Linked DNA regions of Mus musculus: all the other regions are linked to region 1. Evidence: chromatin loops called from intact Hi-C (ENCODE). Cell type or tissue: heart. All regions are shown on one strand. Region 1 holds the start of 1700022H16Rik (RIKEN cDNA 1700022H16 gene). Region 2 has its middle 150 kb from the start of Gm46324. Region 3 has its middle 22 kb from the start of Ttc32. Region 4 has its middle 140 kb from the start of Gm38407. Region 5 has its middle 120 kb from the start of Gm46323. Region 6 has its middle 91 kb from the start of Gm38407. Region 7 overlaps Gm33734 (a long non-coding RNA gene).

Region 1 (4,000 bases):
GTTACCTACATTGGTGGAACAGTGCTTTGATTCCAGGTGAAGAATATGCAAGCAGATTTTTTAATTCTGCTTTTACCTGGAAAAACTGACCTGGCCTTCAAGCAAGTCCTGGAAATGAGAGGACTCAGAAGGCGCATGAAGCAAGGTTGGGAGCTCAGGCTTTGGCTCTCAGATCTTTCCAGGGAGTTGGTTAACAAAGCAGGACAGGACTGTGCATAGCTGTGTACCCAGGGACTGAGGTCACCTCAGTGGGCTTAGATCCCTGGTTACTAAGGGATTGCTTCTTGGGTCAGCTGCTAGAAGTGCTCCCTCCCACTGTGAGTCCCTTGGTGAGCGACCCCATGTAAAGCATGGCTCCCAGATGTCCTGGAGGCCATCCAAGGTCCTGTTTTCTTCTAGGTGTTACTTGGGGGAAGACGCCCCAGTAGCCCCGGAAGCTGCCAGCCATTCTGTACTTTGTGCTAAGGAGAGCAACTGCTGGCATCTTTCTCCCAACTGTTTAAGAGAAATTGGCCAGACTAGGTTGGACAGAAACTAGTGGATGGAGGGCAGGGTTCAGAGTACTTAGGAAGACATGGGCATTTTTTGAAGAAGTTAGATTCGTTTAAAATTCTCCAGGATGTCGTGTTTCAAACCTATTTCATGACATAGACAGTCTGTACCCAGAGGTGCTGTTGGTCACATCAGCCCAAGAGCCCAGTGAAGAAGAGGAAACTCCTATCTCACCCACGCCTCATTGCTGGGGTCCACAAACTCCGTCTCTCAGAACTTCCACTGACTGAGACTATAGTTTAGGCATGCATAGAGCCTGCAGAGGGTAACCAGATTCAGCGGTTACGGGTTACTCCTCTCTGAGTCTCTCCCTTGGCCACTGCCTGCTGCTTGGCTCCAGGAGGGACGCCCAAAAAGTTCCAGATTCTGCAGGAGTTGATCACCTGGAGAAAGGGTCTCTACTCCAGAAAGAAGAGTTCTAGCCCTGGGCCCCTTGCGTGCTTGCTTCCAGATGCATCCTGGTCCTGGTAGAGTGCAGCCAAAGCGCGACCCCCAGCTTTGCAGGAGACTCCTCCCAAACTTTAACCACAGGGAGTGCAGCCTTTCAGCCTCGCAGACACTACTGTGGCTGCCAGTCCTGGCTCCCTCCCCCGCACCCCGCAGGCTTAGCCCAGGTGATAGTGACCTCTACTTGTCCTCCTGTCCTAACCCCAGTCCCTTTTTGCCAATCAGAAGAGAAAAGATACAACCTGTCTTGGAGTTAAAAATGATTTGGGTGGTCTCCGCTTGTTTCTGAACCCAGTACCTCTCCACAGATACACAAAAGTGATCTCTTTCTGCTAAGTGGAATTTACTTAATATTTGCGAAGTGTCGCTTTTACAGCAAACTTTCCTGCAACTACTTTGTGGACATCTTGAGGGAAGTCTTCTCATTATCCCCCCCACCCCACCCCATATGCAAGATTGGAACCTTTAAATCTCGAGGGGAGGGGATTTAGCTTTACCCGTGTGCTCATTGAGATGATGAACTGTAATGGCTCAATAGTTCCTCTGGAACCATTATAGTCAATCGGGTCAAAATCCAGCTCGGAGGAGGAGGGGTTAAATTTCAGAGGTAGGCAATGCAGCTTATGTACAAGTTTGAGACCTTACAGCCTCTGAAAATCTACAAGGTAGCCAGGATTTAGAGAACAGAAGCCCGTGGCTAAGGTCGATGTTTATTGTTGTGACAGCGACAGGCAAGTTACGGTCCCCAAACTGAAAGGGAAAGCGAACACCCTTTTCCCAGACGTTTCCCGCATCCTAAGTTCCTTGTGAACGTCTAAGCATCTTCTAATTATTAAACGTCACAACAGGGCATCTACGTGGATATATACCTTTGTCTTTGTTTCTTTTTGAAGGAAACACGAATATACACAAGAGATTGCACGAACTCTGGCCATACTCTCTTCGGTAAAATGAAAAGATAATGACTTGTGCAAAATATGGGCGAAGGGCATAGTAGAGCTTTTTAAAATGAGTGATTAGAATCATTTTTGACACACAAACACCTGCGCTCTGGTGGAACTGAAATGTTCTTTCCTCCAAGGTGGGAAGTGAGCACATCAGAAAAGACCCAGTGTCTTACAAAGCAAGAGAAGATGGAGAAAAGTTGTTGCAGTTGAGCTGTGTGCAGTTGGGATGGAACCCTGGATTAGAATCACCTACCACACCCGCAGCGCTGCGTACTGGACCTGCAAGGGGCACCGAAGGAAGGAGTGCTCGAGGTAATTAAACATTTCCAGACACTGGAGGGCTGTTACCTGCACAGCGATTTCCGGCTGGGGGGCTCTGAAAACGTCTGGCTGCGAAGTTTTTAAACCAAGCTCCCCGACGCAATCATGAAGAAAACGCTCCCCCTGCTGGCGAGGAAGCGACATCTCTCAGTTTCCTTTCCTAGAAAAGCCAAGAACTCAGCTATCCCTTTTTTTTTTTATTTTTACCAGAGTGGTTTTCACGGAATTTCCCATTACTCTTTTAAAATCACGTGCACTCTTACTCTTCTAGAAGAAGGGAGAATTCTTCCCCACCCCTTTCGAAGGTTTGTGCATCCTTGCATCAAATCAGACATTTCTGATTTTATTTATTTTAATAATCTGAAGTCTTTAGCATTTTCTGCCTCCAGTGCCTTCTCATCTTGGGAACCACTATGAACAAAGATCTGGGGGGAAGATTTGTGGTTCTCAGGGATGGACTGGGGTGTGTATCTTCTGTCCAGGCACCGTGAGGTGAGGTTACCTCCTTCTTACTCTCTCACCATGGCTCAGTTCTCCCTGGAGCACATTATCCTCCTCACAGGTCTGTTTTGGACTCTGAGGAAGCACAGGAACGGGAAGAGAATCTGTTCCCGTGAACCATTTCCCCTAAATTCTTGAAGCTATTTGTGCTTTAGTCTCTCCTATTTGCATCCCTTTTCATTGTTGACTTCTCCAAAAGTGTTTTAATTGGACCCTCTCTTTTTCTTGTTATCCACACACAGGCTCTCTGACAGAGATCTGGACACAGAAACCCTAAGATTCTCTATGAAAACAAGTCTCTAGACAGTCCCCAAGCTACAAAAGAAACACAAGGTCTAAAAGATCATGGTACTTTACTCCTTGGAGCAAATTATTGAGAAAGTCACACACACACACACACACACACACACACACACACACACACCACTACCAACAGAAACAACAACAGCAACACTGCAGAGATGGACATGCCCTGGAAAGGAAAAGATCAATGCTCTGCCCTGCTCCAGATCAAGAAGATCCATCCTTCCTGGCACCTAGCCTTACCTTTGCCCCACTAAGGAGTAGAGTGTAGCCATGTCTTCCTCATCTTCAACTTTCAGGAAAGGATGCCAAGGGATTTGACCTCAGCTAGATGATTCAGGACACTATCATATGTGCAGCTCTTGCCCCAGTCACTCAAAACCTCAAAGTGCTTAATCTTGGTGCTTCAACAATATTACCTACCCAGTGGAAGGGGACCACGTGCCTGGGTCTCCTTTGTGTTTATGTCAGGGAAACTTCTGTAGGCCATGCTGCCATATTGAGGAGGTGCCAGGCCACCAGAGTGGTGACCCAGGTTAAAGAGAAGCTGCTGCCCTCTGAAACTTGGAAATCATCCTCTCTGGTGCAGTGTTTTACGTGTGGTGTTCCTCCATCAAGAGACTTGAACTTGAATACCAGCTTTGGGTAGATATGGGCATCAGGTTAGAACTGAGAACACTGAATAAGGAAAACTCAGTTCAGTATGTTAACCATCCACAAAAACCAACCATCCCTTCTCTATGGTCTAAACTGGTATCAGAGTACCAGCTCCAAACAGCCACATTTCCTCTGATGACTCCAGGAAAATCCATTTGCTTATAGCAAACCCAGTTTCCTACAGAGAATCTTTTCACTAGAGAGCAAACCACTGCTCAAACACTTTGAGCAAATACAAAATATAAAAAAGATAATATGTTAGTGTGTGTGTG
Region 2 (4,000 bases), 650 kb before region 1:
TTATTTTTGAAAAGTAAAAAGATTATTTTCTGTTCTATTTCTTCTAGACTGATGTTAATTGTCCATAATACTATGCTCTGTATTTATTTATGTTAATTACAACTCCTACTTATAGCACTTGGAACACTGGGAAGAGGATGTGGAAAGACAGTAAGATCCAGAGGACCAGAGTTCTGCCATTACAGTGTGTCCTAGATTGCTGCCTAAATAAGACCTGAACAATGACCATTGTTAGATATGCTAACACAGAAAAAAGGGACAACCACATGCATGGAGTTCCTGCTGGAGAAAAAGAACTAATGGCAACTAATGACTGAAGAGAGAGAGAATTAGCCTTTTCCAGGGAGGAGTCTCTTAGTTGTATATGCAGCACAAAGTGGCTAGCCTTGGAATAATATAAACACAAACAAGAAAAACAGGCAGGCAGGGTACAGCTATATTTATACATTTATGCACATCCCTGTTTAGCAATAATAATCAAAGAAACAGAGGCCATCACCTTGATAGGGAGATGGGGCAGGGCATGAAAGGAGTTAAGGGAGGAAAAGGAGGGAGAAAAGAATATAATTCTATTTTAATTAAAAATATACTAAATAAGATGAAGAAATTATATATTTATATCAGTATTATTTTATTCATTTTAAATGAAGTTGGATTTTCTTCTTTCCATTATTCTGAGGTTGTCCTCATCATCTTTGTAATTTTATCTTCACATTTATAGATGCTTCGAACCCTCTAAATCCAAACTAAAAAATTATATATTATATTAATTCTTCATTTAGTTTACTTCAATTCATCTCTTCTTTCTTATGCCCAAAAAAACATGTTCAAGTGTATCTTATTTCCTTATTATCTTACCTTATCTAATAGCATGGCACATTGTTTTCCACTATTGTTTCACAAGACCCTCTACCTTGTTTTTGCAATGCGTTTTAGTCGTTCCATACTGTGAATATACAGAGAAAGAAGTTTCATTCAAATCCTTTGATTTTTCTGGGGCTTAGTGTAGAACTGTGTCCTGTAAGTATTGTTAGATGTTTGAATGAAGAAAATAGACAGTAATGATATTTAACTGAGTATATACTAATCAGTACTATACTGCACAATAGTGCCTGCTTACAGCCTTCAGGCTGAAGTTGGCACCCCTCTGTCTTGCATACAATCTCAGGTGCATTTTGCCCACACAAATCTTTTATAGATGCCACTCTGAATAAAGGAACCCCTAATCTAACATACCTCTGTGAACCCGTGAGAATTCTAAATTTCATTTTAGTTGTCCAGCAGTTGATTTTATGCTTTGCCAATGTTTAAACACATAATTAAAGGCCTCTGATTTATCAAGATTCCTGTCATTAGCTTGTGTCACAATACTCTGAAAAGACCATTTCTATGATAGCATTTGATACAATTTTAGACTATATTGCAACCATGAGCATACTTTCAGTCAGTCTGAGAGTTTGAGTTCCGGAGTCCTGGGATTCCTGCTTTCCTCCAGCTACAGGTTAAAGATGGTTTTGAATGAAGTTCTTCAATGTTCTGAATCTTGACTCATTTTACTTTTCTGACAAAGATTCGATGTGGGCTAACATCTCTTAGTCATACATTGTAAAAGAGCAATTTTTATTCTGTGTCAAATTCGTCACTGACAGGAAGGGGGCACCATTGAACAGCTTGTGGAGTTTCTCTATCTCGGTGTAGAAAGGGGCTGGATTATTCCAGCTGAAACTGGAATCCTCAAACTATTTGATACACCAAGGTCTTCATTTACTCTAAATTTGAAATTTGAACTGAGGATGAAGCTAAGAATCCTTCTTTGTATCTCTTTGTAAATCCATGCATAGTGCTAATTATTATTCTTATAAATCCCATATGAGATTCCGAAAGCTTAGAATGGTGGTAATGAAGAACAGTAATGGTTGATGACTACTTGTCTTCTTGAAGTTTATCAGTGTACAAACAAAATGAGTATGTGTATGTGCAGATAAGAGGGTGTGCATATTTGTGTGTGTGTGTGTGTGTGTGTGTGTGTAGGTGTTTGCATATGTATGTGCATGTATACACTGTAAGATCTGAGAGAAGTAAGGCTTTTCTTTAAATAAGCAATAGCAACACTGATACAGTTATTTTCTCTGTGTTTCCATCATTAGGTGTTTTGTACTAAGGCTGTGTTTGCATATCAGAAGACACTAGTGCCTCACAGCACCCATAGCTCAGGGAACATTAGTCCATGGACTTTGAGAGCTGAGTAACGTTAATGTCCAAGTGGATTTAGTGTAAGCCTTCCAAAGCTCTCTGACCCAACTTCCTCAGGTATGGAATTTGATCTCATTTTCCTGAACAGTCTGAGCCTAGTGCCACAATATAGAAAGGGAGTTTGTTATTGTCAGAGAGAATGTCAAGATACTCTGTAGTCCATTTATAGAAATAAGACTTGGGAGGTGTATAAATCTCTAGCCAAAATGAGAGAAGGGGGAGCCGTTTGCTTTTAACCACAGTTCACATGAGAATGGAATTTCCAAACAAACTTTTATCTCTCAAAACTCATTGTTGGTGATAGTTCTAAAAATGAATGGATAAGGCAGCTGGGGAATCTATCCCTTTAGATTCTTCAAAGTGTTTTCTCACCACTGCTTAAAGGGCATTTCCTAAGGAACCAGGAGGAGGCAGCTGTGTGTTATCCACTCAGAGTGTCACTCGGCTTTCTCTAGGGCTTCCCTATCAGTCTGCCTTTCTAAAAGCTCCAATTTTCTCCCTGTGACAATACACCACGGTCAGGGGCGGGGTGGGGGGGGCATGAAGGAAGCCTGAGGGGACAGATTTGATATATCTGTGGAGGAAAATCATCTTAATGTACTGTATAGAAAAACTTCCAAAAGCCAAAGAGAAATGCTTTTTCTCTCAGTGAACTTACCTTCTGGGTGATGCCATGAGCATTGGTACATATTTTGTCTTCTGCATAGTTATAATGAAGTGCCAGGAAGAAAATGTTCAGCATTACAGATCACATGGGCCAGCTTACAGGGCTATATGACTTTGAAAGTCTTTCTTCATCTGTCTCTTTTCTGTCTAGTCTCTTACTCTAGAAATTTATTTTTCCTAACCAATATGGTTTATGTTGCCACTTCTCATAATAAGAAATAGCATTAAAAATGTGTTTTGGATGTGATTTTTTTTCCTCTTCATGTATAAGTCCTTTTTTTTTTTTTTGGTGAGGTCAGAGATTTGTAACAAAATGTAAATGTATAGCTTACAAAGAACTGCTTATCTCTCACTTGATTGAATCTGCTTATCTTGAAATAGTTTTCAGCACTTTCAAGGAATTTGACTCGGTTTATTTTAGAATAACTTGTAGATTTTTTTCACACCCTGAAATGAATTATTTGTCTTCATTTTTCTTCCTATTTAAAACATTATACTAGCAGTCAAAGAAAGAATGTATATGAAAAAAGAAAGAACCAGATTCCTTTTGCTTTAATTTAGATATTGGCAGGCAAATATGATAGTTTTGAAATATTTATAAATATAAGATACGAATTTCCTTCAGGAATCTAAAAATCCTGGTTATTTTTACATACTAAGAAGACTTATGACTCAATAAACCGCATGCTGACACGTAACTAAATAAGTAAATAACTAGAGTGAAGGCCAACTGCTGTTTAACAGCTTCCCCTGTTAGGTATACACTTTCAAACAAGCATGAAATGTAGGTCTCTGGACATCACTTAAAAGAACCACAAATAAACAGTGTGTGATCCCATGCTCCCATTCCTCCTGGACAGCCAGTGAGCATGGCTTGGAGTTGGGGGAGTTGCTGTTCTTCTGCCCAGGGTGCTCTAAACACAAACATGTCTGTCCACAGGCTCAGGGTCATGCTGCTGTTGACAGATACAGGGAGCTCAAGAAAGTGAGGAGGCCAGAAGTCTGTGGCCCAGGGACCATTGCCTTACCTAACCTTTTATTTAGCAAGGAATCATTCTCCAGACTCTTATACTTCAACTTC
Region 3 (4,000 bases), 520 kb after region 1:
TCCCTGGGGGCAACCTGTCTGGTCAGAAAGGCTGAAGGGAAGCCAATCAGAGCCAGCAGTTACCCTTTTACAAGGCTAGTGTGGAGCCCCGTGGAGCCAGGGAAGAGGCTGAGAAGTGACCAGAGCTCCCTGAGAGGAACAAGGGGAAGCCAGGCCTAGACTCCACTGGTTTGCAGGCAAGGTAGGCCTGTAGAGAAGGCCCTCACCTGGACAAAAGCCTGACCTAGTCTGGGCCTCTAGTCCAGTCCAGACACAAGACTCCAGGGCTCTAGCCCTCGTTTGGAAAATCAGTTGAGATGCCTAACAGATAGATTACTTAGGAGATAAAAGTTCACACTACAAAACTCTTCTTCGTTCAACAAAAAGTTGACATTAATGAACTCCTTTTGAACAGGTATGTGCCCTGTGGGAGAGTCGCATCGTCCCTGGAATCGTGTCTCCTAGGGATTAGTCACTCACCCTTTGGTGTAAACAGTTTCATCGGCTTGCTTGCCAGCCGGTAGAACTCAGATTTCTGACAGAGTGGGTTCTGTTTGAGTCCGAGGCAGGGTAGGGCAGAGAGTATAGTATGAGGCTCAGAAGAATGGAAAATAAAGAGGAATTGTTCAGCCAGAGGGCCAAATAAGGAGACAAAGAACTGGCTGATCACATCTGAGGTCCAGGAGGGAGGGAGGACGGCAGAGTTGGGCACCGGCCCTGCTTTGCCAGACTGACTAGTAGGGAGCCATAAGCATAGTGCACTAAACAACAGGGACTGCAGTCTCGCCTGGGACCTAGAAGGCCACCCTCAAGGGGTCTCCAGATGCTTCCCTCCGGCCCAGCCTCTCTGGCTGCTGGTGGCCCAGAGCCCTCTCTAAGATCACCTGGTCTGGCTTAGTCTTCACTCAGCATCCCCTGGGGTTAAGCTGTATGTAAATGTCCCATTGTATGTAAATCTGTATGTAAATGTGCCTGCTCTAGTCAATATGATTTCCTGTTCCCTTTATTTACAATGATTTTGTTTCCAAATAACATCTCCTTTGGGGGAGGGGAGGTCAGAACTTCAGCCCCTATGGGCCTGGGAAGAGGTGGTTCTTCTGTGTTCTGAGAAGGAGGCTACACCAGGCTGAGCTAAGACAAAGGAGCCCAGCCCCAACAAGAGGAACCCCTTTCAAAATAGCAGTCCCCAAGGGTAGTTTTCTTCAGGAAAAGCACACCAGATGGCTGTCCACTGCCAAATGGCCAGTCCTGGAAGCATACATACAAGTGATATTCTATGGACCAAGTAGTATATTTAGTTGTACGTATGTATGTAAATACATATATGTTAAGCATGCAATAACACTGGGGGAAAGGCCATGAGTTTGAATGAAAAGAGTTGGGGGCAGAGGAGATATGCTGGGGTTTCGAGGTAAGAAAGGGGAACGAGAAATGTTGTAATTATATTATAATTTCAAAGATAAAACAAATATATCGCTCCCATATCATCCCAACCTGCCTGTGGATGGGTGTGGTGAGTGAGGGTCTTTTTACACGTGCCCCCTACTTGATGTCAGGTCTAGAGGCCAGACCCATATGAGTGAGGTGTAGGGATCAGGCAGCTCATTTTTCCAAACGTGTCAGATATATCAAGATCTCAGAGCCTCCGAGACTTTTACATAAGCCTCAAGTAAGATGGTAGTTATTGGCCCTCTGATTCCCAGGGGTGGTGAGCCTGGGCATTTCAGAGCACAAGAAAGTGGGTAAGACTTGCGGTTCTCCACAGGAAAAGACATACTATTGAAAGTCCCAATTAGAGTCAGCAGCAGCACTGTAATCCAATAAGGCAGACACACAGCCATCAGAACACAGCCTGGACTAGAGAACACACACCTGTCCTAGGCCCTGTCCTGCACATGTGTCTCTTAGACCGGGCTAAGAGGCCCACTCATGGTGTGATGATGACACCTAGTGGCCATATGGCAAATGGCATGCCTAGAGCAACAGGCAGGTCTATGAAACAGCAGGCCACCTTTAGCCATGTGTCCATGGCTATGCTAGATGTTAAGTACCACATCTTCTGGACTCTCCAGACCCTAGAGACCAGCAAGGTCCCCTCCCTTTATAGATATCCAATCACATGCACAGCTATTTTAAGAAAACACCTTGCAGGACTAGAGAGAGAGATGACCCAGACTCCATTCCCAGCACCCACATGGTGGCTCGCAACAGTCTGAAACTCCAGTTCTGAGGAGGTCCGATGTCCTCTTCTGGTCTTTGTGGACACTGCTAACATGTGGCACACAGCATACAGGAAAACAAATCACCCATACACAGAAGTCACTTCAAACATACGCAGCTTGTGTAAGTGAGTGCCTGGCAAGCCCGACAGGAGGCTTTCTTCCTCTTGCCATCACATACTCCACACCTCCAGGCTCCTCCAGGAGGGAAGGGACAAGAATGTGGTGCCCAGCAGAGCCTTAGCCTGGGGCTTGAACTCAAAACCCTAAAACAAGCCCTAACCCAGCCTGGACTCGTGTTCCCTAGCCCTGAATTACAGGAGGGAGAAAATGGTGTTGTGTGGCCTTTCCCAGGGAGGCATAACACGGGTCTATTTAGGGAACCAAAATCAGGCCAAAGAACTAATTCCCAATATTGACTTGGTGACTCAGGTGACTCAGTGAGTTTATTGGATTTACTTACAGGAGAATGGGTGGGCATTGCATCCAGGTGCATGGTGACTCAAAGACCACAGTATCACCGAAAAGTCCACCCGACTATGAGTGACAGACCCAGAAAAGCAGCATTCCTGAAACCTCCTGCCCAACTTGAAGGCAGTTCCAGCGAAGAGAGTCTCCTGCCAGCAACTGCTCTGGTTTCTAGAGTGGGTAGGAATTGGAGGAGGAGTGCTTGTGACTTTTGTAACTTTCTGAGCTATTGAGTCTGGTCGGTTTCCTTGGCTTCCTGGACATTCCTTGAAGCTCCTGTCGACCATAACCCTCACCCCAGGCAGCTACCAAGAAAACACTGGAACCACCCAGAGAAGATAGGGAGGCTCATGCCTGTTCTCTCCCCCCTGAGCCGGAAACCCAGGTACAGGGAACTGGGAGGTATACGAGCCAGGAGCACTCAGCCAGAGGGAGAGTTTCCAGAAAGTGCAAAGCTGTGCTTGTTAGGGAGAGTCATCTGCAATGGCTGGGTGTCGGGCTAGTGCTAATCCTGAGGCCTGGGAAACGGCTTCCTGGGCGGTGCTTCCTGTCTGGGAGGGAGGGGGGTCTGACCCTTCCAAGGCCAGCCTCACTGCGAGGCTGGAAACCTCCTCCTTCAGCCATCAGCACTTTGATGAGCCCAGAGGGGTTTTTCTGCAGTAACTGCAGATAAGGTGAAATTGAAGCCTAGAGAGTTTAGGGGGAAACTGCCCAAACCACAGAGCTCAAAAGTGACGGGAGCCAGTGACAGTAAGTTTAATGTGATTTTATTTGATCCGATGTATCCAAAATATTATCATTTCAACACATAATCAATATAAAAATGTTAGCAATGGTTAGCATTCTTCTTTTGTGAACAGAGTATTCACAATCTGGTATTTATTTAACACTTGCAGTGTATTGCCATTTGAACATGACGCTTTCATCAGAAATACTTGATTGAGATCGCACAAGCTCCGCAGTTGCCAACGCACAAACTTTAAATGTGAATTTGTTGCCCCAAACACACTTTCACAACTTCTAATGACTGAATCACAAGTGTGCGTGTGATACCTATCTGCATACATGTCCACGTACATACGCATGTGTTCACGAAGCACATGTGTGAAGCATGAAGCTTGTATGTGTGTGTGTGTGTGAGTGCTCTGCACCTTACCTTTTAATACACTTGCTCACTGACGCTGGAACTCATCCTTATGGATGGGCTGGCTGACCAGGGAGCTTAGGAAACCTGCCTGTCACCACAGCAACCCCCAGTGCTGGGATTATAGCTACACACCACCCAGCTTTTACCTGGATGCTGGATTTTAGGTGCCCAGCAAACCGTCTGCATG
Region 4 (4,000 bases), 1.0 Mb before region 1:
CTTAAAGGTTTGCAGTTTTCAAAGTTCTTTAAAGTACTTTGGTTGTACTGTGCCTAACATGTGGGTCTAGACTATGAGCCTCAGTCAATATGGTGGTCAGATAGGAGGCTGCCCTAGTGAGGTGGGCTCAGACACCACCAAGCAGACATATTGTGTATCAGGAGACATCTCTGTGTAGCATGATTGACTAGGACTTGGGTAGATGTTCTCTATGTAAATGAAGTCTGCAGACTTTTTATGTCTGAGCTCCAAACAGATCTTATGGGGTTTCAGGGATTACTTTCGGGATCATAGAAAAAAAAATAAAAGATGACAGGAGAATATTTTTTTTTCTGTAAGGCCATATTCTCAGTCTCTAGTGAGTGGAGGGTGCTTATGCAGCCGCAGGCACACCCTCACCTTTTCTTCTTGCTGCTATATTGGGCTTGTTGCTGCTTTGATACATAGAAATGTAACACTGGTGAGGAGAGGGCAGATGCTAAATAGTGGATTAACAGAGTACTGAATCCAAGTGTTTTTCCCAGTGTTTTAGGCACTGCTTTAGTTTGATGTTCATCTGAGTTCCCAGAAGCCCCTGCACACACCAGGGAAGGTGGAGTTCATCTGCTTTCAGATGTCTAATGTGGGGGTGCATGACCTTGCAGCAATTCACAGGACCACTGTGGTACGCCAGTCTTGAATACATAAGAAATCTCTCTTTGACCCTCACTAAACATCTGAGCTCCCTCAGGAACTAGGTAACTTCAGCAGCTTTGGCTTGAGCCACACAGAACACAAATGGAAATGCACCCAGTCCTAGCTACGGTGTACTCCAGAATGTGTGCAGTATAACTTTGTAGGGATACTCCCCGCTCTGCAGAGTGTGTCCACAGTCAGCAGCTGGTCTCTGTAAATGCCCCACCCCACTTGCTTGTCCTCTGTTGTGGGACTGGTCATGGAGTAGCTGTAGCAGTTCAGAAGGGGTTGGGGAGCATCAGGATTTGGGGTTTCTACACTGTGTGACACAATAACAGAAGTGGCAATCATATCTGCTCTTCTAGAGTAAGCAGAGTTCTGACCTGTGTGCAAAAACTCAGAATTTTTTAAATGCCAAGCTCCTGAAATTCAATAAAATATTTTATTAATCTAAAAGAAGTATACTGTTTTAAAATGTTGTCCACGATAGTCTCCTACATGTGTACAATTATCTTGATCATATTCACTTCATAGTTTCTGCCTTCCAGAACACGCCCCCATCACCTTCCAACTTGATGTTTGTTCCTGTTTTCAGCTACACATAGAGTTAATTAGTTCTACCTTAGTGTTGCCTGTTTATGAAGGCATGGTTTTGGGGCCTCAGTTGGAAGAAGGTTACCTTACCAGGTACCACACCCCTAAAGAGAATCGGCTCACCCTCTCCTAACAACCACCAACTAATTGTTGTAGCTCCTAGTCCAGGAGTTGGAACTCCTGTGCTCAGCCTCCATGCATGCTGGAATGTAGACTTGTTTAACTGTGTGCAGTCAACCACACAATTACGAAAGGTGATTTCTGCACAAATGTCCAAATAGAGTTATACCAGTACTCTGGAGGCAGAGGCAGGTGGATCTCATACTATGAGGCCAGCTAGGTCTACATAGTGAGTTCAAGGACACCCAAGGCAACACAGAGAGACCCTGTCTCAAAAAATTCAAAGTGGATGAGAGGTGGGGTGGGGTAGGGAAGCAGGGGGTGTTAAATCATCGAGTAATTATTTTGCTTCATTCATGTGTGGGCTTGTGTTGGGTATTGCAAGAAATAATGGAGTCTGGTTAATTTTATATGTAAACAAAAAGCAAGAAACAACAGAAAGCAAGAAAGGTATTGTGAGATTTGCCTCTATGCCTATAGACATCCAGGAAGTAAACACCACAGGTTTGGACCCTGAATGATGGGGAGCAGAGAGTATGAACGATGAAGGATAAGGGACTGCGTGACCTCAAGGCGCAAAGACAGCCAAGAAAGCTGAGGGCGACTGCTGAGGGACAACTGGATGGCTGGGCCAGGGAGCCAAATGAACAGAAAGTCTGGGTCTCCTAACTGCCATAGAATTTGCAGTATGGAGTACTGAGTGGAATGAACATGCAGTGATGGGAATTAGCCACTAGATGGCAGCATTTGCTAGTGTAACTAATGCTCTGAAGCATCCTTAAGCGTCTGGGACCTATTGAAATCCTGTTGCAATTCATGGAAGGTCCGATGAAGTGAGAAGCGAAAAATCTCAATGAGTCAGTTCAGCCACAAGATAACCACAATAGCCGACTGTAGCCAATATTTACGTACTGTTTACTAGTGGATTTGCTCACGGATCTGCTGCAGGGTCTCAGAGGTCTAACTGCCTCCCTGACTCATACAGGCCGCCGCACCCAACTGTTGCTTCACAAATCTAAAGGAGACACACCTATGCCCTAATGTCCCTCTGGGGGCATTAGAAAAACGAGAATCTTAGACAAATTTAGACTCCCACCTCGCCCTAGTTCAGTTGTTGAATTTTCTATTTTGCCTTTTTTGATAGCTGCATAAAGTGACTTTTGGCACCATGGCCTGACTCAGGCCTCTGGTCTATTCACTTCAAACACATAGGTATTGTAAAGATTAAGTCAGAATGGGCCCCATTGCACACTGAAACACAGTGGGAGAACACCTGGTATTTTCTTCATACTTCTGTGTGTGTGTTTCAATTCATTATTACTTGTTTGAGACAAGCATTTTCTTTAGCTAGTTATCCCTTTGAAAATGTAAATAGATAGTCTGGTGCAGCAGTCTGCAATAATGGGAAGGTGTAGATGCTCACACACACCCCTCTGGTTGCCATGGGTGCTAGGACTTGAACTGCCTTGAACCACCACACCTCAAACTTCAGACATCCCGCCACTAACTCCACTGCTTCTGTGACATCTGCTATTTGATTGCACTTTTCTTGCTTAGCTTTTGAAGTTATTTGTTTTCTAAATAGACCTCAATTTTAAAGCAAACGTTTATCATTTATGCATTGGGAAAAGTAGCATCACAACAAAGGTCAGGTGAGAGTAGACATAAACACTGAACGACATCATAGCATTAAGCGTTGTGATCCATAAATAATATATGGATAGTATGTTAAAGCATTCCCAAAGATCTATAGGAAGCCTTAGAGTCTTAGATAATGTAAGTCATTTAAAAATATAGAAGGAGGTCAGTGGCTTTAATAATAATAAATCATAAATATTCTTAGAATTATAAGTAAGCGTGAAAAGAAGTCATGGCTTTATTATTCCTTGACAGTTGACTCAGCTTTTTTCATGACTCTCCTAGCAGTTGAGGTTGTTCCTACAAAGTGGCTCTTCAGACAACTCCATCGCTGGTAAATGATGCAAATAAGCTTCTGGGTGTCCTTTTACGTTGTCTGTTTCTTTCCAGCCGGGCAGCATCACCTGTGGGAGAGGGCCACTGCTCCTGTGATCTCCAAGTGATGCATGTCCCCACCTGTGTGAAGAGGAAAGCCATGAGTTAGGATAGTGTCCCTCTGCTCTTCCTGACTGTGGTGGCTGAACTTGCTTTCAACTTGACTGGATCTGGAAAGACAAGCCAGTGAACAGTCCAGTGAGGGATTCAGACTCTGTGAGGTGGGCACCCGGATCATTTCAGTGACAGCTCAGCTAAAGTGCAGAGGAGGGAAGCTTTGCTTTGGCCTCCTGCGCTTTAGAAACGTCTCTCAGCTTGCGTTCCGTTGCTGCATTCCTTTTGCTGATATTAGGACCTCACTTTTGCTTCCAGTATGGACTAAATAGCAGCCGCTCTCTAGGGATCCTCCAGACTATCAATACCAGAGTGAGGTTGCTGAAGCACCCGGCCTCACAGACAGAGAAGTTATGGCAATCTCAGACTCTCAGATATGAGATGGACATTGGATTACCTAGGCCATATCATGCAAGCCAACTTAAAACAAAATACCTTTTAACATACATCCATGCTGACTATTCTGGGTTTCTAGGCAACCCTG
Region 5 (4,000 bases), 320 kb after region 1:
AGCTAGGAAGGGGGCAAGAATGGAATTGGGAGTCATGCTACTTTTCTAGGAAATCTGCATTCTAACTGAAATGACTTTCTTCAAATTCCCACGAAGGGGAAGCTTGCCCAGTAGGAGAAGCAGACATCGGGATAAAGAATTTTACTTCTGGACTGGGGCATTTTCAGACCAAACAGAACGTGAACAAGGAGCCGAGGGCATCCTGACGGCTTCGAGGGAGGAAGAGGTCTCTCGGCAAATGCACAAGGGACAGAGTGACAGGCTGACCGAGGCCTTCCAGGGTAAACAAACTGGCTTGGGTATAGGGCCTGGCTTCAAAAGGCCCACAATTACTCATTTTATTGCTCAGAGTTACAAGACGATACTATCTCAAAAGGAGGTGACAGCGAGTTAACAGATCCGTCCCTGAGGGTGCCTGGCCCAGACGAAGAGACTCCCTTCTCCAAACAGAGATGCGAGCACAATTAGGCGCCTTTCGAAAGGGAGGCACTTTTCTGCTTTGGGAAGCCCTTGCGAGGCCAGTTAAGACACCCCCACCATGCACATTTTGGTACTAATTAACTCCTAATTTGGGAAGGGGGAAAGGGTGTCTCTTTCAAGAATTTCTCCCTCCGGAGATGGCATCTCCGAGCAGGAGCATTTGGCAGTAAAACACAACAAATGTCAGAGCAGAGAGGCTGCAGGGCTCAGATTTACAGCTCGGTTCCGGAATGCTGTTGGAGCTGCAGCCAGAGACTCTGATTTCAAATTGGGATGGATCTGGGTAATTAGACAAAGTCATCCTGGCCTGTCCCAGGAGGGTTCTGAGACCCATCTCAGCTATCAGTTTGTCTTATGGCTTTAGTCAAGTTCTTGCTCCTTGCCATACCTCAAGTCACCATCGACAATAAAATGGTGGCACTTGGGTACCCTAAGGATTACTCAGTCCCAAAGTCTGTGACACTAAGATTGTAAAAGTTAGTTATCGGGTATTTGCACTAATTCACACAGACACATACACAAACATACACAGACACACACACACACACACACACACACACACACACACATGCACACATGCACACATACACACAGTGAATGGTACCCGGAAGACGGATGGTAAGGGATGATCGTCAAAGGATTGGTAAACTGAGCCACAGAAGGCGCAGTCACAATAAGAGGCCAGCCTCCCTCCTCACTGCATTTACCACCATCACCAATTAATTCAACTCCAAGCTGTTGTAGGAGTGGAAGGAGAAGAGCCACTACCTACAGAGATCAGCCTGGGGCTCCCTGCCATTGTTCAGCCCTTGCAAAGCTCATCCCCAGGCAATTGACTGGAGAAAAGTCTCTCCTAAGTCCTGCTACCTTGCTTTGGATCAATATAGCATTGGAATGGCAATCTGGCTTTCTGGCACCAGCCAGCACTGGTTATAACTACAGTTGTCAGAAGGCCTTTGCATCTGCTCCAAAAAGTGCCATGAACTCGGGGCCAGAGCTGTGCTTCCTCTAGGAGCCCATGCCTGCACATCTGAAATGACATAAGAAAAGGGGTAACATCACTCACTATCCCAGATGCACAATTCAAGTTTTCTCTCTTCCTCCCCTTTTCTTGTTACATAGAATAACACCTGTCTTTCCTGCGATGATTCTTGTTCTCTGACACACACACCCTTCATCTTGCTTCTGCACAATCTTACAACTGTGATGCATTATCGTTAATATCTCCCACAACCAACCATAATATTTTATTACATGATACATTTCCCAACTGTAATGTCATATTATTGTTGGCTATTTTTGACCCTAAAGTAGCAGAATCATAGCTGCCTTGTTGAACGTGGCAAATTTGCATATATAATAATGAATTGGTAAACCATGAGGTTGTTGGTGTTAACAGAGCTTTGAAGAGTGGTCATGGGGTCAAGGAAAGGGTCCAGGTCCGTTGTTGAAGAAGGTTTGGAGTTGGGCCTTCAAAACCAGCCACACTTATAATCTGGGTAGTAGAATTTGTATGCTAGAGCAGTTGCTTAGCACACAGGAAGCCCTGGGTTCATTTGCCCAGCACCAAAAACAAGACAAAGAGAATGAAATAGAACAGAACAAACAACAGTAGCGAGATAGAGAAGGACCCCGGTACCCACATGACTCTCCACAATGTCCTTCTGGAGGATGTCAGAAGTGGTTGCTTGGCAGCTAGAACAGTCAGCGGGAAGGTGCCACCTACAGGTGAGATCAGGGAAAGCACGCAGTGAAGCTGGTTCCTTGAGCCAGCCTGAGCCAAGGTCAGGTTCTCTTCTGCTTGAGTGGACTGGTACTCATCCTGGATCTCTTGGGACTGGGGTCCTGGTCTCCCATTCCCACTAAAGCCTTCCAGGCCCAGCCTCCTCTCCTCTCCTGGCCACGCCAGCTCACTCCTTGTTCAGAAGCTTCCCCCCGACTCCCCCAAAACTCTAAATAAAACTCACAGTTCTTGCCAAATATTTTCTCCATCAAGCAATATTTAGCAACACGAGCGCCACAAAAGAATCATGAAGGGATCGAATATCATACATTTGTTTTCAAATCCTAGAGATATTTTCCAAATCATTTCTGTTTCTCTCACCCTCCCTTGCCTCTTTATATATACTTAACTTTTAATTCCTTTTTAGACACACTATCGCCTTTCCAATAATTTTGGCAGGACCAACCTTGGGTGCACTGACTCCAGAAGAAGGCTGGTCAAATATGGCTGCAAAGCTTAAGGACATAGTGTGTGGTTGTCTCATGCCCCTATGGCAATGGAGTATGCAGCCCAGGAAGAGTGGGAGAAAAATAACATGTCATGGGTAAACATGTTGCGGTTGTGGTGCCATGCCATGTGTAAGAATGCATGCTGTGGAGTGATGTGGAGAGGACTTATGATTCTCTGTGAAGTCTCTTAGATAAGAAGATCATGCCATGTGTAGTATATGGATGAGAGGTGACTACATATGAATGATGTAGTTAGAGATGTAATGATGCAAGCAAGCTAGAAAGGGTTTAAAACTTAAAGCCATGAGTAAGGTATGCATCAAAATGACATCTTGGCTGCAGTTGGAGAAACAGTCCAGGGGTTAAGAACACTTATTGCTTTTCCAGAGGACCCAGATTTTATCCACATAGTGGTTTACAACAATTTATAACTCCAGTTCCAGGAGATTTGATGCCATCTTCTGACCTCTGCAGGCTCCAAGCATGCATGTGATAACATACATACATGCAGGCAAAACACTCATACACCTAAAACATAAAATAAATATCTTGATTTAAATTTCATCTTGGCTACTAAAAATAGGCTCTTGAATTAGACAGAGGTTGTCTCCAAAGCAAAAGTCACTCCAGGGAGGGTTGGGAGTCTCAGGCCCAGCATTGAATCTACAGAACTTGAATTTGTAATTGGTCAGGATCCATGTCTGTCACTGGATGAATGTACTCAAAGAGAATTAACAAAGAAAAAAAATAGCTTGCTGCTTATAAGTATAATTATTCCAGACCAGAAACCTGGGGAAGATGCTGAGGCCCCTCACTCAAAAGAAGATTGTAAGTGGCTCATATGTAGCTTCAGTCTCCGAGATGACATTGTCACACATAATGACTTCAGCCCAAGAGAGACACCATCCATTTCCACAACCCATATACAAGAACCAGATCAAATCATGATACTTCCCTACATGTCTCGGATTCTCTTAGCCACTGTCATCATCTCTAAGATTCAAACACCATAGGCTTCAAGGTCATTGTCACTTCCATAACTGAACTATGTTCTTTCCAAGGTTCCCCCCTTTCAAGTCACCTGGACACAAAGAGAGGATTTCCCATTTCCCATGTTCAGGGATGGGGACAACTCGGGGTCCTCTTTGTTAGATAGAAGGAGACAAAATCCCCTGAAAACCAAGGGAATGAGACTGAATTTGACCCTGATTGAGAAGATAGAAAGGAACCTCAGAAGTGGCACTTTGTTTTCCTTCCAGGGCTCATGTTTTTTAATGTCCTGAAAAGG
Region 6 (4,000 bases), 970 kb before region 1:
AGGAATATGAAACATAAAGCAGAACCCCAGAGTCATTTGAAAGTATTTTCTCTAAATGTGTGCAAGCTTTCAAGGCTGCTAGGCAAAGAAACCTGGACCAGCATTTTTGGCGAGTGCTGAAAAGAATTTTCTCCAAGTGGAGTGTGTAAGCGAATTGCCAGGCCAACCTCTCTGAGAGCAGAGGCATGTCCTTGGAGGATCTGCCTTTCCAGGGAATGCATCAAGGGGTTGGCTTATGGTTCTCTCTTCAGTTTAAGCCCAATTTGTCTCTTTCTTTAAATCTCTTTCTTATTTGGATCTGGTTCTTCCAGATCACTTCCTGAGGGTTGGACTCAGGACACAGGACATAGTACAGGGGACATTACAAGTGGATTAAAATGTATAAGCTGAAGACCTCAGGTCCTGCTATAAAATCTTTAGTCAGTGAGTCCAATGTGTCAGAACAAAGTCAGAGGCAGGCTTGTTTTCTGATACATCACCATTGACAGCTTCATTTTTGTTTTGTCCTTTGAGGAAAGAAAGCCATGTCATCTTTTGAGAAAGATAGCAAAGCAGCAGGGTTTCTGTGAAGAAACTTTCCCAGGAAGCAGCCTGAGGACAAGAGATCTTTCTGCTTCTGTTCAGGCCTTCAACTTCCCAGTTTTCTTTCACAAAGGGCACCTAGACATTCTAGTCTTCCATACTGAGTGGGGCTGAGTACCTTAACCTGAGCAAAGCTACAGTGGAATTCAGGTCTGCCTGGACTGTTGACTTCTGTGTATGCACATTACATACACCACAGTCCTGTTTGCATGTAATCGTTACCTCACAAAGCCATTGTTTCATTAGATTTTTCTCTCACTTAACATTGTGTAATAGGCACTTAACATCTTGCCATGTAGGTTTCTCAGTCATTTTAATGACTTTAGTTTCCTTTGAATGCATATCCTAGACATTCTTTACTAGTCATCTCTTCTTGGATGTTTACATTAGTCCCAGAAATTTTACTACTAGTAATTTATCAATAAATATGTTTATATATAATATTATTATTTCATGAGGCCGTTTCACTTGGATGGAAGTCTTATATTGCGATTGTCAGGTTGAAACATGCAGCCATTTTTACAGTTCATACGTAAGGCAGCATTAATATTTGGGATAGGCATTGATTACTATACATGTTTTAAAAGAAAAAATATTATCAAACATAATATGCTTGTTTTCACCAAATAATGTCATATTAACAGTAGACATGTAAAATGTATGTCTATTTTACATAACTACTATATTATCAATTCTAATGTTTATTTATATATAGCAATCTCTTATGGCTATTCATATGACATGTTTCACTTTTTTCTATGAAGATTAATGGTAAACTGACCATTATTTTAGCAAATGTTACAGCAAATTGGTGATACACGTTGGAGATAAGTTTGCAAACACAATTTCTAGGTTAAACTATAATCATATTTATAAGATCCACAGTGAATACTAAGATTTCTTTCTAGAACCGATGTCATGTGGAAGGGTAAAGTTGCCTGTTTTCTAGGCAACAAGACTATTATTATAATGATTATTATCATTTCAGTAATAATCTCTTGATGTTTAACAGTCAAGTTTAACATTGCTAGACTTTACTTTGCATTTTTGTCATTTGTGAATTTTCCACTTTCATTTTATGTATATGTGATGTTGTATATGGTATTTGTGCTTGTGTGTATAGGTGTGTGTGTATGCATGTGTTTCAAAGGCATACACATGCTTCTGTATATGAGGAAATTAGAGGAGAACCTTATATGCTGGTTTTCATCTCCTACTTCATTTGAGATAAGATATATATGCAACTTGCTTATGTGAACCCCAGAATAGTTGGATAGTGTGATTCTTGGATCCTCCTGACTGTACCTCTCATCTCTCCTAGAGATCAGTGCACATGCAGATAGATGTGCACAGCTGTGCCCAGATTGGCTTAGATTGTGGGGATTCAAATGGAGGCACTCACACTTGTATAGCAGGTGCTTTACTCACTGGGACACTTCCTGCAAGATTTTTTCTACACATTTTTCCATGTTCATTTTGAGTTCAGATCCATATCCTGTTGTCTATTTTCTTCTTGCTTTCTTTTTTATTTAAACTTCTAAACACCATCAAGAAGCATATTCAGGTTGTCATGAGCACGTATGACCAGTATTTTATAAGTATCAAGGCTTTCTATTCTCACTCATCCTCACAGTTTAGGACTGAGCCATAGAACCAATATGTAGTTCCTGTCTTGGTTTGCTTCATTGAGTTGATAATGAGGATGCATATACATTTAAACTCACTCAGAGATCACCTATGTGCATGTTATGAGGCGATCACTCCTGAACATGAGCTTGTGCTAGATCATAAAAGGCTCAAGTGTCAGATTATTGACTTTCCTGTGGTCAACGGAGAGCCACTGTGAAACAAGGAAAGGTATATCAGGAGTGTCCAGAAGGTGGCGCCATTGTAACACATGTGCCGCCTGAGTGTGTTTCCCAGGAATGTAAGTTTCCATGGACCAGGTGGTCCAAGTGTGAAAGCACACATCTTCAGGAAGTCTCCAATAGACTAGACTGAGAAAAATCTTCTTTAAAGATGAAGTAAATACTAAGTCTTTTTAAGATATAATAGAGAAGTACCAAGCACATACAAATTTTCATGCATATGTTTGTATGCATTTCTGAATGTGATTGTGTTGTCTGTTTATACTCAGAATCTGTGGATTCCCTAATGCATGTAGATGGCAAGTTCCATTTCTCCCTCTCTGGATTCCTTCTCAGTTCTCAATGACAGAGATATCTACCTCTTTAATAGAACCTGTAAGAAGACATGAGGCTTCTGTACTCTACTCTTGTGCTTGTGTACATACAAGGCTATTCTGATATCAAAGTGCTTCTAGCTGGTTATTACTGGCCTATTTAATAAAGCCTTTTACATCTTAGCAGATGAAAATAGCATAAACTGAAGAACACAGTAAATTGTTTTGTTTCCTTACTATCACTACCAGCGGCAAAATGACAAATTCAATTTAACTAGCTATTTTCTTCCACGGAGAATGTCATGTGGCTTCAGTGATGATTCAGTGTTTCCAAGCGTCTTAAGATAGAAGAGAAGAGTTCGTAATTTCTCCATCATTCTAAGAAGCATTTACAATGTTTACCATCTATTATCATTTGGTTTCATTGTTTTCAGCTTCTCGTGTACATAAACACAAAGACGCTGGCTGAGCAATGTTTTTCCAATGTCTCCAGTGCTCTCCGTGAAGCATTCCGGACGACAGTAAGGCACAGGGCACATGGTCGGAGTTGGAATCGGGCTTCAAGGAGTCGGATGAACCGATGGTCAAGACGTTCTAGTTCAGAAGTTAGAAAATAAATAATGCCTGAGAGGAAGGATTCCTCAGCTCTGGGCAGCTGATACAGCAATAAAATAAATGGGCAGTAAAGCACACTTCCTGTTTTGAGAGTTCACATTTCACATTGGCAAAGCGCATCTCTTAAATGCTGTCTCCTGCTTCCATAAATAAACCTGGCACCTTTTAAAACACTTTCCCATCTGCTTCAGGATGAGGAGCGCATTATTGAATACACCTTGGGGAGCCTCAGAAACGGGAAAAGACTACCTGTGAGGAGCATACCATTGCCTTGGCCTTGGCCCAGAAAGCCCATCACCAGACAGCTGGAGTTTCATGTGTTGGACCTGGACCCAGCGGAGATCTACAGCCCCTGCTCTTCATTTGAGGACCTTGTGTGGATCTTTACACAAGGCAGAGCCAGGAAGGGGTCTCAGGTGGCGTTAGAGTTGGGTACCTCTGCAGGCTTCTTTACTCTTCTAGCTGGACAGTTCACATCCAGCTCCTGGGACCATGTTTCAATATATCAATTCAGCTTCCTAAAATAAAGAGTTTTAAAAAGCCATTATTCACCTGTGCTAGGGCTCAGAGGAAGAGGTCTGGTATTTCCAGCAGGTTTCCCAGGCTCATAGAAATCAACTC
Region 7 (4,000 bases), 350 kb before region 1:
GCACCTGAAGATTTCAGCTGAATGAGTTAACACTCGAAATACACAATTTTTTTTTAAACTGCATGGAAGCAACACAAGCTCTCATGGCAGCATGTATGGCTGTAACTTGTGTCAGATGATCAGCTCTGCTTGACTGTAGAGAGCCACTGATTCTCTAGGAACTTTAACTGCATTCTTAAAGGTTTATGTCAATAATCTCTTTAGAAGATATCATAAAAATAGGGGCACTTAAACAGAAAAATGTGTGAAGACCTGTTATAATTTTCATCTATGTTGGTAACATTACTATCACATTCTCTGGTTTCTTTACCCAGAGTTCTCTCCTCCGTTCTTTACCATTTATAGCCAGGTCTCATTTATTCCCTTCTCTTCTTTAATTTAGCATCACATCTGTGCCAATTTTCTGATGCTATGACAGAATGTCCAGGATAGAGTAACTTATGAAGTAAATAGGTTTATTTTGGCTCACATGCCTAGAGGTCTAGAACTTTAAGATCAGGCAGCTACAGTGGGCCACAGTCTTCTGCTCTGCTATAACATGGCAGATGGCATGAGGTGGTAAGAACACATAGGAAAGATCATTGAGGAGAGACTTGCTTTATTACAGCTAATTCTTGAATAACTAAACCATCTAAAGAGCAGGAACTCAAACTGAGGGGTAAAGGCCTCCCATTTGGGCTCTTGGTCCCAACACTGCTAGAATGAAGTCTTCAGATTCAACCTGAATTTAAAAAGAACAAAGCATATCCAACCCAAACCATTGAGCTAGCCAGCTTCCATGATCCCATAACTCTCTGCCCTACTGAATTGACATTGACTGCCATAGCCTCAGTTAGGAAATTTTAGTTTAAGACATTTATTTAGGAGCATTTAAACCTGGCCTTTGTCCATTAGAAGCTTCATTTGGAAAACTACTGATAAAAAATCATTAATGACTTTACTATCTGAGGTTCTCGAAGGCCCACTTTTGTGGATGGATTCTACCACCGTTTACTCTTAGTAAATAGTGGTCACTAGTTTGACCAAAGCAGCATGTGATTATATTCTGATTCCTAATACAACACATATAACGATGATACCATTTTGGTTACATAATAATTTTTGATATATACGTTTTTGAAATTCTTTAACAGATGAATAGAAATTATAACTTTCAGTTAAAATCTATACTTTACTAAATTTCACCATTGGCTTCTGACATTTTTACAACTTTCATCCACCAAAACAGTGAATTAAATAATCCCAATTCTATGCATAATGCAAATAATTTTGTTGATTGATTGTATGTGACAGATTTTCATCCTGAAGCTCAGCCTGACCTTGATTTACTATGGAACACTTTACTAAGTAGATAAGGTTGCCTTTAAATAGATGTATACCTAGTGCCTCTTGTCTGAGCCTCTTGGATGGCAGGTATGAGTCACCATAATTGGCTTGAAGGGATTCATCATTGATTTGAAGGTCAGATGCCCTTTGGGAGTTTTGAAACTTCAAGCAATTTGATGTGAAAAAAGAAACTATTTCCAATAATTGATTCTTTGATCACAGTCTGTCTTCCATTAGCTGTCTTTAATATTTAAAATTCCAAATTATCAGAACAAGACTGTACTTCATCTTGTATGTTGTTTTCTCTCACCAACCAAATTTACCTTATTTCTAAAACTGATGATTGTTTTATAAATCTTATCATTTGACTTCATCTACTTTTATATTCTCAATTTTATTCTATTATTATCTAATTTTGCTATAGTCTACTCTCTTTAAAAATAACTTTTACAAACAGATCTTACTTTTTAAAGTTTACTTTGAAAACTATACTGAGAATTGTGCCTAGTAAAACCCACTTGTACACATGTTCAGCCCATACTCCAGTATGGCTGAGTGACTTTAATTCACTATGGTGTTGGTGAATAAATAGGGGGAGATCTGTGCCAAACTTTTCCAGTTTTTTTTTCAAATTAATAAGTATTTTGATTATGAATTACAATAATTTAAAAGACTAATTGGTGGTTCCTCTACCCTCGGTGCTTAGGAGTTCTTTGGCTTGAGGTACCATTAACTCAAGGATTCCACAGATTTTCTTTCTGTAGACATGGAATAGAGTTGGGAAAACAGATGTACCAAAGTAGCAAAATATCTTGGGTTATTAGTTGTCCATCGTTGAGCAAGAAAATACCATAAATTTACCAGCTTAAAATAACAAATGCATCATCTTGGAGTTTCTGTGGTCAGAGGTCCAGGCACATGGTAACCGGGTTCTCCTCTTTGTCTCTCAGGGGGAAAAGTAACTTGTTGGCCAGGGAAGGCTGTCATCTGGAGGCCCTGTGGAAGAAACTGCTTCCAAGACCATTTGGGTTGTTGACCACATTTTTCTCCTTCCAGTTGCTGGTTGGAACAAGGTCCTTATTTCTTAGCTGGAAAATGGCCAAGGGCTACTTGGTGCTCTTCACTCTGGTTCCTAGTACCCCTCATATTTCCTCTATGCCCCTCTGTCACCACATTAGTCACAGCATGTCTTGCCTGGCACATCAAGTCTCCCTGAATTCATCTGGGAAGCAAGAGAAAATGCTCTACTTTTAAAGGTTCATGGCAGTTTGGCTCACCTCACTGATCTCCTTATCAATTCTAGTAGAATGATGAAATCCACATTGCAAGTTGACTAGAAAACAGAGTGTCCAAGTCAAGGGTGCAACTATTAGACTCTTTTCAGATGCCCTTAGCCTATGGCATGGTGGACTCACATGGGAGTGATGTTCACTTGAAAGCACATGTACTTTTCACCCATTTCCTAGAGAACCTACCTACAGCAAAAAGGCAGAAGCAGGAAAGAATTCATTCTCTGTCTTATAATAAACTAGCCTATCACCCTATTCTTGTCCTCCACCAGAAATTATACTGTTGACCCTCTCATTGTCAAAACAATACCCCAGTGTCCTGGATCTCCAGTTTTCAAACAATAGACCACAGGACTTAGGATTTCTTAGTCTCCATAATCAAGTGAGCCTATGCCCTTAACCTTAGCACCTGTCTCTGTATCTTTATCTTCCTTTCATTTCCCTTTTCCTTCTCTCCATGAATTGCTTCTGTCCCTTTGGACAATGTGGTTTAATTTTTTTTCACCATATGTCATGACACAAAATATCATATTTACAAATTTGGGTGACTTAGTCTGGACATCTTAAAAACAAAAACAAACAAACAAACGAACAAAAAACCCATTCATCTTCAAAGTCCTGCCTATCATATTGGAAGTACACTGTTTCTGGTTTGGGGAAAGTTTCAGAATCTACGAGCTAGAACCCAGAAGGTGACTCTGCCTGGGAATAAGATGACTTGGTGTATGTAGGAAGTTTCCAGTAAACAAATGGAAAAATCTTAAGCTGCATTGATGAATTTTGTGCAGTTGCTGCTGGAATGAAATGATGGGAAAACTCAGATGATCTAACAAGAAGAGAAAGAAGGGAAGAAAAAGTAAACAGTTTGTTAGAAATGATCCAGAAATACCAGCCCTGAGCTTAAATACACTGACACAAACAATGTGAACCAAATGAAAATGAGGCGCCATAAAGGGAAAGGAGCCATGCAAGAGAATAATCAGCAAGGAAGCCAAGAGCACAGAGGAGAGAGACATGAACACAGAACAGAGAGTCCTGAGTGAGAATTCCCAGAAGATTGAAACTGTGTAAACAAGTACCCGGCTCAGAAGCTTGTGCATGACTGAGACTTTGCAAGATTTAAGAAACATGGGTGGTAGTAGGAAGATGTGGCCAGGACATTTCATGGTGGATCAGTAGCAAAGAGTGATACAACAAAACTCTCATCCTACAAAGAAACACAGGCAGCCAGGTAGAAATCATGATCTCTAGAGAATTCACAGCTATTGCTACAACCCTTTGCATTCATATTCCAGGAAAATGAATTGTAAAATATTCAAGCTGATAAGAACCCCTAGAAACAATCAGGTCTAACCTCTTATTATAAATTGGTAAGCTGCAAGTAA

Evidence for each region. Hi-C counts contacts between places; a loop is a spot of excess contacts. Peaks named below come from ENCODE experiments on the same cell type or tissue, not always from the same donor. Only the 100,000 strongest peaks of a DNase experiment are listed, where the experiment ranks them.
Region 2: a loop joins it to region 1, with 8 times the contacts of the local background. A loop is called at or near these places in 16 of 42 quality-filtered maps.
Region 3: it touches region 1 in a loop (7-fold over the local background); 24 of 42 quality-filtered maps call a loop at or near these places.
Region 4: it touches region 1 in a loop (11-fold over the local background); 14 of 42 quality-filtered maps call a loop at or near these places.
Region 5: it touches region 1 in a loop (4-fold over the local background); 8 of 42 quality-filtered maps call a loop at or near these places.
Region 6: it touches region 1 in a loop (7-fold over the local background); 13 of 42 quality-filtered maps call a loop at or near these places.
Region 7: a loop joins it to region 1, with 4 times the contacts of the local background. A loop is called at or near these places in 3 of 42 quality-filtered maps.

What each region holds. Positions count from the first base shown.
Region 1 is chr12:9,568,464-9,572,463 of GRCm38, reverse strand. 1700022H16Rik (RIKEN cDNA 1700022H16 gene) reads left to right here and starts at 1,879. Exons shown (of 4, transcript NR_045488.1): 1 at 1,879-1,944; 2 at 2,081-2,258. In heart, a CTCF peak has its summit at 2,401 (motif pointing left); a DNase peak (open chromatin) is centred at 2,283; H3K4me3 peaks cover 1,704 bases; H3K27me3 peaks cover 1,187 bases.
Region 2 is chr12:10,221,693-10,225,692 of GRCm38, reverse strand. No RefSeq gene overlaps it. Among named protein-coding and RNA genes, the nearest start is that of Gm46324, 150 kb to the right of the region's middle. In heart, CTCF peaks have their summits at 1,638 and 2,631; no DNase peak of the experiment used is centred here.
Region 3 is chr12:9,050,179-9,054,178 of GRCm38, reverse strand. No RefSeq gene overlaps it. Among named protein-coding and RNA genes, the nearest start is that of Ttc32, 22 kb to the right of the region's middle. In heart, a CTCF peak has its summit at 1,940 (motif pointing left); DNase peaks (open chromatin) are centred at 1,928 and 3,188.
Region 4 is chr12:10,587,973-10,591,972 of GRCm38, reverse strand. No RefSeq gene overlaps it. Among named protein-coding and RNA genes, the nearest start is that of Gm38407, 140 kb to the right of the region's middle. In heart, a CTCF peak has its summit at 2,117 (motif pointing right); no DNase peak of the experiment used is centred here; H3K27me3 peaks cover 290 bases.
Region 5 is chr12:9,250,174-9,254,173 of GRCm38, reverse strand. No RefSeq gene overlaps it. Among named protein-coding and RNA genes, the nearest start is that of Gm46323, 120 kb to the left of the region's middle. In heart, a CTCF peak has its summit at 2,208 (motif pointing left); a DNase peak (open chromatin) is centred at 2,213.
Region 6 is chr12:10,535,747-10,539,746 of GRCm38, reverse strand. No RefSeq gene overlaps it. Among named protein-coding and RNA genes, the nearest start is that of Gm38407, 91 kb to the right of the region's middle. In heart, a CTCF peak has its summit at 2,472 (motif pointing right); no DNase peak of the experiment used is centred here.
Region 7 is chr12:9,920,236-9,924,235 of GRCm38, reverse strand. All of the region lies in intron 1 of Gm33734 (a long non-coding RNA gene), which reads right to left. Among named protein-coding and RNA genes, the nearest start is that of Gm33734, 2.6 kb to the right of the region's middle. In heart, no CTCF peak of the experiment used is centred here; DNase peaks (open chromatin) are centred at 2,325 and 3,665.